Regions from separate parts of the Homo sapiens genome. Here region 1 is linked to region 2. Evidence: read pairs that join two places in POLR2A ChIA-PET (ENCODE). Cell type or tissue: MCF 10A. All regions are shown on one strand.

What was found. Peaks named below come from ENCODE experiments on the same cell type or tissue, not always from the same donor. Only the 100,000 strongest peaks of a DNase experiment are listed, where the experiment ranks them.
Region 1: POLR2A ChIA-PET joins it to region 2 with 5 read pairs; 14 of 35 experiments call an interaction of 5 or more read pairs at or near these places.

The regions. Positions count from the first base shown.
Region 1 is chr19:7,682,112-7,687,111 of GRCh38, reverse strand. TRAPPC5 (trafficking protein particle complex subunit 5) reads right to left here. Exons shown (of 2, transcript NM_001042462.2): 2 at 1-4,870. The coding sequence starts at 4,858. The coding sequence ends at 4,292. Among named protein-coding and RNA genes, the nearest start is that of TRAPPC5, 3.8 kb to the right of the region's middle. RefSeq lists silencers at 2,021-2,203, 4,755-5,000. In MCF 10A, no CTCF peak of the experiment used is centred here; no DNase peak of the experiment used is centred here.
Region 2 is chr19:7,782,293-7,787,292 of GRCh38, reverse strand. LOC105372263 (a long non-coding RNA gene) reads right to left here. Exons shown (of 5, transcript XR_001753858.2): 5 at 2,109-3,797. Among named protein-coding and RNA genes, the nearest start is that of CLEC4M, 22 kb to the right of the region's middle. In MCF 10A, no CTCF peak of the experiment used is centred here; a DNase peak (open chromatin) is centred at 3,032.

The sequences.
Region 1 (5,000 bases), 100 kb after region 2:
GAAGTTTCCTCCAGCTCAGATAAAAGGCCAAAGCCAGCTGCGCACAGTGGCTCATGCCTGTCATCCCAGCGCTTTGGGAGGCTGAGGTGGGAGGACTGCTTGAGTTCAGGAGTTTGAGGCCAGCCTGGGCAACATAGTGAGGCCCCATCTCTACAAAAAATACAAAAACTAGAGGTGTAGTGATGGGCAACTTGGTCCCAGCTGCTTGGGAGGCCGAGGTGGGAGGATTGTGCCCCTGCTCTCAGCCTGGGCGACAGTGAGAACCTGTCTCAAAAAAAAAGAAGAAGAAAAGAGAAAAAGCCAGCCAGGTGCGGTGGCTCACGCCTGTAATCCTAGCACTTTGGGAGGCCAAGGCGGGCAGATCACTTGAGGTCAGGAGTTCCAGACCAGCCTGGCCAACATGGTGAAACCCCGTCTCCACTAAAAATACAAAAATTAGCTGGGTGTGGTGGCGGATGCCTATAGTCCCAACTATTCAGGAGGCTGAAGCAGGAGAATTGCTTGAACCCAGGAGGCTGAGATCTGAGATCGCACCACTGCACTCCAGCCTGGGCGACAGAGTGAGACTCCATCTCTAAATAATAATAATAATAATAATTAATCTGTGTGACCATGGGCACATGACTTCTTTTGGAACCTGCCTGTGAAATGAGCTGATGCTGCTTGCCCAGCTCACCAAGGGCTGGTGCCTGGCTCCTCCTCCTCCTCTTCCTCTCACCCACCCACCTGGAGGGTCCAGGGGAAGACCTTCCTTGCAGCCCAGAGCACCGTAAGTTAGAGCTGCTGTGATCAGAAGCTGCCGAACCACAGGCTCTTCTTTCTCTTCATCCTCCCTTGCCCCAACCCCGGGCCCAGCCTCATAACCCTACAGCTTGTTCAAACGTTTTCCCTTCTCCTCAAGCCCCCTAACTCACCCTCGGTGGCCGGTGGGGATGGGGCGTGGGAACAGACCCTGGGCCCTGCACTCCCAGCTTACAAATTCCCGCAGCCCCTCTTCCTCCCTCCCGATTTCTCTGACATCCCTCACAGCCCCGCCTCTGGACAGAAGAATGGCCCCTGCCCTGGCCGGCCCTGGAAGCCCCTCTCGCCAGGGTCTCAGAGGACCTGCCTGGGGCTGCTTAGCCCAAAGCGTCCTGCATTTTGCTCTGAAATCCAGCTTCTCAGACACCATGTTCCCCTCCCTCCGTCCCCCATCCAGGACTGTGGTTTCTGTGTCTGTGCAGACGCCCAGACCTCCCTCCAGAACTCCAGACCCCAAACCCCAAGACCTGTGCATCTGCTGGCCCCCTAGACGCCTCCCCCTCATTCCAGATTCAGGCTATCATCCTGCCCAAGCCCTCTCCCGGCGCCTCCCTCCACCTCCAACAGCCAACAGCTATTCCAGGATCAGCCCTGGGGCTATGTGTGGTGGTTGCTCAATGGTTTCATTCATCCTAGAGACGCCACCTTCTCCCCAGTGTGCTGAAGCCCACCCTGCTCAATGCCTCTTGCTAGGATGGCTGAGACTGCCCTGACCAAGCCCTCAGCCCTGGTCCACCAGGCAGTCCAACAGAGCATCCTAAACAAATCTAGAGGTGACACCGACCCCTTTGGCCCTTCTCATAACCAGTGAGGGGAGCCCAGCTGACAGTCCCTGCAGTTCCTTTTCTGAACAGACCTGTCTGTTCACATTCTGGGGGGCGGTGGAAAGGAAGCAGGGAAGATTGGATCATGGTTCCCCCAAAAAATCTGGAAGAACTTTCCTTGGGGGAGAGGAGGAGTTATCAGGAACCAAGTGTGGTGAACAAAAAGGGAAAGGAAAATTGCCTGAGGTGTAATACATTACTTTTTTTTTCTTTTTTAAGACAGGGTCTCACTCTGTTGCTCAGGCTGGAGTGCCAGTGGTGTGATCTTGGCTCACTTCAACCTCCGCCTCCCAGGTTTAAGTGATCCTCCTGCCTTAGCCTCCCAAGTAGCTGGGATTACAGGTGCCTGCCACCACGCCCAGCTAATTTTTGTATTTTTAGTAAAGATGGGTTTTGCCATGTTGACCAGGTTGGTCTCAAACTTCCGGCCTCAAGTGATCTGCCCACCTCGGCCTCTCAAAGTGCTGGGATTACAGACATAAGTCGCCACGCCTGGCCTTATTTCAAATTCTTTTAGACAAGGTCTCACTATGTTGCCCAGGCTGGACACCAACCCCTGGCCTCAAGCGATCCTTCTGCCTCGGCCTCCTGAATAGCTGGGACTCCAGGTGTGCACCACTGCACCCCACTTATTTTAAAATTTTTTTAACAAGGGAAATGTGTTTGTATCATCCTGGACTTTAAAATTAACTTTAAAGTATTGACCAGACTGGCCAACACAGTGAAACCTCATCTCTACTAAAAATACAAAAAATTAGGTAGCTGGGACTACAGGAATGCACCTCCATGCCCAGCTAATTTTTGTATTTTTAGTAGAGACAGGGTTTCACCATATTGGCCAGGCTGGCTCGAACTCCTGACCTCGTGATCCGCCTGCCTCGGCCTCCCAAAGTGCTGGGATTATAGGCGTGAGCCACCGCGCCTGACCTTTTTGTTTTTTAGATGGAGTTTCGCTCTTGTTGCCCAGGCTGGAGTGCAATGGTGCAATCTCGGCTCACTGCAACCTCCACCTCCCGGGTTGGAGCGATTCTCCTGCCTCAGCCTCCCAAGTAGCTGGGATTACAGGCATGTGCCACCACACCCGGCTAATGTTTTCTATTTTTAGTAGAGACGGGGTTTTGCCATGTTAGCCAGGCTGGTCTCGAACTCCTGACTTCAGGTGATCCACCTGCCTCAGCCTCCCAAAGTGCTGGGATTACAGGCGTGAGCCACCGCACGTGGCCCCTCCTGGTGATTCTGATACCCTAAAGCCTGCATCTCAATCTAAGGTCCCCAGGAATCCCCTGGGGGCCTCGCTAAAATGCACCCTCAGATTCAGCAGCTCTGGGGTGGGCCTGAGACTGCATTATGGACCAACTCCCAGTTGATGCTGCTACTGCTGATCTACAGAACACACTTTGATTTGGCTCACGCCTGTAACCCCAGCACTTACGGAGGCCAAGGTGGAAGGATTGCTTGAGGCCAAGAGTTTGAGACCAGCCTGGGCAACCTAATAAGAGCCCCCATCTCTACAAAAATTTTTTAAAAATTAGCTGGGCATGGCTGGGCGCCATGGCTCACGCCTGTAATCCCAGCACTTTGGGAAGCCGAGGTGGGCAGATCACGAGGTGAGGAGATCGAGACCATCCTGGCTAACATGGTGAAACCCCGTCTCTACTAAAAATACGAAAAATTAGCCAGGTGTGGTGGTGGGCACCTGTAGTTCCAGCTACTCGGGAGGCTGGGGCAGGAGAATGACATGAACCCGGGAGGCGGAGCTTGCAGTGAGCCGAAGCCGAGATGCTGCCACTGCACTCCAGCCTGGGCGACAGAACAAAACCCTGTCTCTGAAAAATATAATAAATGAGGGAAGAAGGCAAACAATCTCCCTCTGCCTGTTTTCTAGGCACACGGTGACACCCACTCCTTTACATGTTGTCTGTGGTTGCATTCAGTACATCAGCGGAGTAATGGGGCAAGAGCACATGGCGGCACAGCAGTGGCTCACGCCTGTAATCCCAGCACTTTGGGAGGCTGAAGTGGGCGGATCACCTGAGATGAGGAGTTCGAGACCAGCCTGACCAACATGGTGAAACCCCATCTCTACTAAAAATACAAAAATTAGCCGGGTGTGGTGGGAGGCACCTGTAATCCCAGCTACTTGGGAAGCTGAGGCAGGAGAATCACGTGAACCCAAGGTGGAGGTTTGCAGTGAGGTGAGATGGTGCCACTGCACTCCAGCCTGGGCGACAGAGCAAGACTCTATCTCAACAAATAAAAAAAATAATAATAAAGACCACATGGCATAAAATATTGCCCATCTGGCACTTTGCGCAGTTTGCCCACCCCCAGTCTAAAGGCGTCTGTCTCAGCCTGATGCGTCTCCCAGGACCCCATGCCCCCTCCAGCCTGCAGACAGCCTCCAACCGTGATTCCAGAACCTGCCAGCATTTCCCACCAACTCCTTTTGCCGGGTTTATTTCTCCCCACCACTCCTGGTCTCACTCAACCCCCCAACCCTATGGCCAGACCCGCCCCCACTCTACTGTAAACACATTCGGACCTGGCCTCCCTCCCCAGCCTGGGGCAGGGCTGTGGCTCAAGGTACTGAGTGGATCTAAGGCCGCCACACAAGACACAAGACACACGTGGGGAGGGGCTCTCTGTATCCTTTATCTCCGGCAGGGTCAGCGGCCCTCCAGGGCCCGGTCTCGAGCGATGACTGCCTCCTCGAACTTGATCATGAGCGTGGTGCCCTTGTGCCAGTGCGCCGTGACCTTGGCAGGGAAGCCGCTGTGTGTGAGCACCGCCTCCACGATGCCCGCCGTGAAGCTGGCGCAGTTGAGCGTGCTGTTCTCCTTGGGCACGGAGATGTAGGTGTTGATGAGCGGCTCGCGCTCGATGATGTAGAAGGTGCGCGCGTCATCGTTGGCCTGCTCCAGCTTGTCCGCCTCCTTGCCGAAGAGCGCCTTCCACACGGCGCCCTTGACGAAGAGCAACGCGCCTAGCACCTTGGTCTCACGCCGGGCACCCTTTTCGCGCGCCACCAGCGCATCCAGCACGCGCGCGCCCACCTGGCGGCCCAGCGCGGCCAGGCGCGACTGCAGCTCGGCCACGGAGAAGACGCGGCTCTGGCAGTGCTGTACCAGCTCGGAGAACAGCAGTGCGAAGGCGCTCAGGCTCACCTCGGTGCGCGGCCGCGCCAGCGCGCGCTCCAGCAGCGCCGACTTCCCGCGCGTGAAGCGCGCCTCCATGCCGCCGCCACCCTGCGGGGAGACCAGGAAGTGCAGGTGTCAGGGGCAATGGGAAGGGGAGCAGGCCGGGAGGAAAGGAGGGAGAACCGCGAGGGGCCCTGGGACACCCTCGACCCATGCCACTGTTGTGTGCTCCAGTGCC
Region 2 (5,000 bases):
CTGGAGGCTTCTCTTTGGAGCTTGGACCCCTCTCTTATGGGCCTGGGGCTGGGTTTCCGCCTGAGAGGGACACACTGGACCCGACCAAATTGTAACCCCTGCTGGCTCCTGAGAAAGCCCCCAAGGCGTAGCTCCCCAGGCCAGTTCAGGTCCCTCCTCAGAGGCTGGGTCTGAACCTGACCTTGATTCACTCCCTCTGTGCCAGAAGAGAGCAAACAGAGGTTTTGTTGAGGAGGTGGTCTGCTGAGCTGCAGGACTCTACCACTTGGTGGGTGGCGGATGGGGCTGTGCAGTGTGTAGCTTCAGGAAGCCTCAACTTTCTTTTTCTTTTTTTCTTTTGAGACAGAGTCTCCCTTTGTTGTCCAGGCTGGAGTGCAGTGATGCAATCTCGGCTCACTGCAACCTCCGCCTCCCAAGTTCAAGCGATTCTCCTGCCTCAGCCTCCCAAGTAGCTGGGATTACAGGTGCGTGCCACCACGCTTGGCTAATTTTTGTATTTTTAGTAGAGATGGGGTTTCACCGTGTTGGACAGGCTGGTCTCGAATTCGTGACCTCAGATGATCCGCCTTCCTTGACCTCCCAAAGTGCTGGGATTACAGGTGTGAGCCACGGCGGCCAGCCTAGAAGCCCCAGTTTTCTTTTACCAACCCTGAAAAGAGTACAGTGACGGGGCTTCTCTCAAAGAAACACCGAGAAACAATGAAGTTACGCATGTCTACCCAGAACCATCTCAGGTTCATCAAAAACTCTCAATGTTCATGCATTCTTTCAACAAACATTGAATACCTGCCATGTGCCAGGTATTTTAAAATATTATAACCAGCCGGGCGCGGTGGCTGACGCCTGTAATCCCAGCACTTTGGGAGGCTGAGGTGGGCGGATCACGAGGTCAGGAGATCGAGACCATCCTGGCTAACAAGGTGAAACCCCGTCTCTACTAAAAATACAAAATATTAGCCGGGCATGGTGGCGGGCGACTGTAGTCCCAGCTACACGGGAAGCTGAGGCAGGAGAATGGCGTGAACCCGGGAGGCGGAGCTTGCAGTGAGCCAAGATCGCGCCACTGCACTCCAGCCTCGGGGACACAGCGAGACTCCACCTCAAAAAAAAAAAAATATTATCACCTACATAGAGGAATAAATGTAAAGATTGCAACTACGAAGAGCATTTGCACAGAGTGATTACATTACTAAAATTAATAGAAACAACAAACTAGAAAGTTAATGAAAAATAAAGCCTCTAAAATAGCAACTCAAATTATCGTGTATCTAAGAATCAATAAAGAATGCACCAGAGGCCAGGTGCGGTGGCTCATGCCTGTAATCCCGGCCTTTTGGGAGGCTGAGGCGGGTAGATCGCTTGGGCCCAAGAGTTCAAGACCAGCCTGGGCAACATGGTGAGGCCCTCCTCTCTACAAAAAATACAAAAATTAGTCAAATGTAGTGGCATGCGCCTGTAGTCCCAGCTACTCTGAAGACTGAGGTGGGAGGATCACTTGAGCCCAGGAGTTCGAGGCTCCAGGCTGTAGTGAGCTATGATAGTGCCACTGCACTCTAGCTGGGTAATAGAGGAAGACTGTAAAATAAAAATAAAAAAAATGCACAGGACATATCTGCAGAGAAAAAAATTTAAATTCAATTAGAGAATACTGTAAAAAGGATTTGGATAAAGATAGCTAATGTTTCCAGAGGTCAGAAGAATTAACATAAAAGGGCCAGCCAGGCGCAGTGGCCCACATGTGTAATCCCAGCACTTTGGGAGGCTGAGGCAGGTGGATCACCTGAGGTCAGGAGTTCGAGACCAGCCTGGCCAACATGGTGAAACCTCGTCTCTACTAAAAATACAAATTAGCCAGGCGTGGTGGGCGCCTGTAATCTCAGCTACCCTGGAGGCTGAGGCAGGAGAATTGCTTGAACCGGGAGGCAGAGGTTGGTTGCAGTGAGCTGAGATTGTGCCACTGCACTCCAGCCTGGGTGACAGAGCAAGACTCTGTCCCAAGAAACAAAACAAAAAACAAAACAAAACAAACAAAGAAACACCCACACACAAAAATCAATTGAAAAATGGGCCAGGGGAATGAAAAGGCAATTCATAGAAGAAGCCAAAGATTGAGCACATATTTCAGGAAAGTTTAATGTCTACTTAATTGTAGAAAAAATAATGAGGTACAACCTTATACCAATTAAAATGCAACCATTAAAAAGATGCATAGTATTAAGTGTTGGTGAAGATGTGAGGAAGTGGGAACTGTTGCTCACTGCTGGTGGAAGTATAAATTAGTTCAGTAATTTGGAAAACAGTCTGGAAGTATGTAGTGAAATACAGGTGGCATATACCCTCTGATATTTTAAAAAGAGATACTTTTTAGAGAAGGTTTCTCCAAGGGCATTTACAAGGATGTTCAACACAGTGTTGTTTACAGTAGCAGAGTTGGGGGTAACCTACAAGACCCTGAGCAGGCAAAGAGTAAGTAAAGTGTAGTGAGTACACACATGAAACAAATCGTAATCAACTAGTTGTACAGGCAGCAGCAGTCCAGATTCTTAGTAGCCTAGAGCTGGGAGAAGCAGAAATGATTTGATTCAATAACACACACACACACACACACACACACACATACACACACACTCCAAGTATGTATAAATATTAAGGATATGACTTCACTACTATGAAATCTATGCATGCAACAAAATTACACCTGTACCCCATAAATTTATAGCAATAAGAAAGGCAAATGTAAGCATATTTTCCTTAAAAAACTAATGTAAGGGCATGTATCAAACACATCAGAATGGATGTCTATGGTACAGAGGGAGGAGGAAGGGTTAAACATTAAAAGTTAGCAGTGCTTAGGAGACGCTGAAGGGTTAACAAAACTTAGCTTCCTAGACTCTTCTTTCTAGAAGTTCCCTTGTTCCCAAACCATCTGACTCATCTTGCTTTCATCATCAGAAACGGAGCGCTGAAAGCTGACTTAGCAGCAGGCTTAACCGTAGGGCAGGAACTTTTTGGAGGGCACGCCCTCTTCATTCTGAGGCTTTTAGGGACAGGTGCTCAAAGGGAGGAAATCAGAAAAACTGCAAGGATTGCACAATCTCTGTCCAGGGCAACCATAGGAATGTGTTCTGGGGAAAGGATTTAGATGGCAGTGTTTCATCAGACCTTATGGAGGAGATAGAGGCTCTGCTGGATACACCTGTGGCTGAAGCTGCCTTGGCGAGCCAGGGCGGAGCTGTCCAGCTTAGTGAGGAAGCCAGAAGGCTGCCCATCAATGTCCTGTGCCCAGACCTCGCTGCGGGGTAACTGAGAGCGGAAGAGAGGTCCTAGAAGGAGGCAGCAGACCTCCACATCTATCCCTGGCCCAGGACAAGGAAGGGAGGCCTGTTTCTCAGGCGAGTGGGGAACATGTAACCACGGAATTTGAAGACAATATGATGAGCTTGGGAAGTACAGGAGACTGTGAGGACCACTGGAGACACTGGCTGAGCCTGGAGGATCCGAGAGGGCTTCCTGGAGGAGGTGATGCTTGAGGAGGGAGTCAGAATTATTCCAGAGGAGATAAATAACATTAAAGAACGTTCTCAATACGGTATCAGCACATGCAAGAATAGAGGATAAGGGAACAGGTTGGAGAAGCTGAGACTAATTCAGGGGCAGTCATCTGGGGCTAGGGTGTCAGCTGGGTCACATCACACAAGGACCTGAAGAGCAGGGACAAGAGGTTTGGACAAATGTGGGAAGAAGGTGAAAGTCACAAGATTCAGCTCCAAGGCCATGACCACTCTGGTTTCCATTCTCTGCAGAGATGAGAGGGTTGCTGTAACCAGGGAAGCCAGCCCACTGCAAAGGGCATGTGGCACATTGGTTGTCGCTCTGAATTTTGGCTTTGCTTTTTTATTACGAAGCATGCAAAGAGGTTTGTAGAAACAAATATAAACGCTATGCCTTTCACTCGGCTTTTTCAAGTTTTGACATCTTCATGTATTTCAGATCACCTTAAAAGTAAAGCATCATTACGTAACAAATCATAACAAATAGAGTGGAGGTCCCTTGTACCCCACCCTGCTCCTATTCCCCTCCCCAAGGTAACTGCCCTCCCAAACTTGGTGTTTATCCTATTTAAAATAATTATGCATGTACCCAAGGACAATATTTTGGATTTTTTTTTTTTTGAGAAGAAGTCTCACTCTGTTACCCAGGCTGGAGTGCAGTGGTACGATCTCGGCTCATTGCAACGTCTGCCTCCCAGGTTCAAGCAATTCTTCTGTCTCAGCCTCCTGAATAGCTGGGACCACAGGCACACTCCCCCACACCTGGCTAATTTTTGTATTTTTAGTAGAGACGGGGTTTCACCATATTGGTCAGGCTGATCTTGAACTCCTGACCTCAGGTGATCCACCCACCTCAGCCTCCCAAAGTGTTGGGATTACAGGCATGAGCTGCCATGCCTGACCTATGCTGGTTTGTTTTGCACATCTGAAAACTTTACAGGAGTGTTACCACATGGTCTATATCCTTCCGTAACTTGTTTTTGTCCTCTCTACATTACATTTATGAGATATATCTATTCAATACCCATTATTCATTTAAAAATGAAGACAGGCACAAAAACTAAATGCTTAATAAAGAGAGAACAGAATAAAGCTTTCTTAATTTGAGAAGTGGTAATTTCTGGGATCCTACAGAAATATCTTACATAACACTAAAATATGAGAAACATTTTAGGTAAAATGAAGAACAAATAAAGATGTCCGTGGTTTAGTGGGTTGATTTATAGCTCCCAAAAAGACATGCTGAATGCCTAACCTCTGGTATCTGTGAATGTGACTTTTAAAATTGGGAAACACGGTCTTTTTTTTTTTTTTTTTTTTGAGATGGAGTTTCACTCTGTTGCCCAGGCTGGAGTGCAGTGGTAAGACCTCGGCTCGTTGCAACCTCTGCCTCCCGGGTTCAAGTGATTCTGCTGCCTCAGCCTCTTGAGTAGCTGGGATTACAGGTGT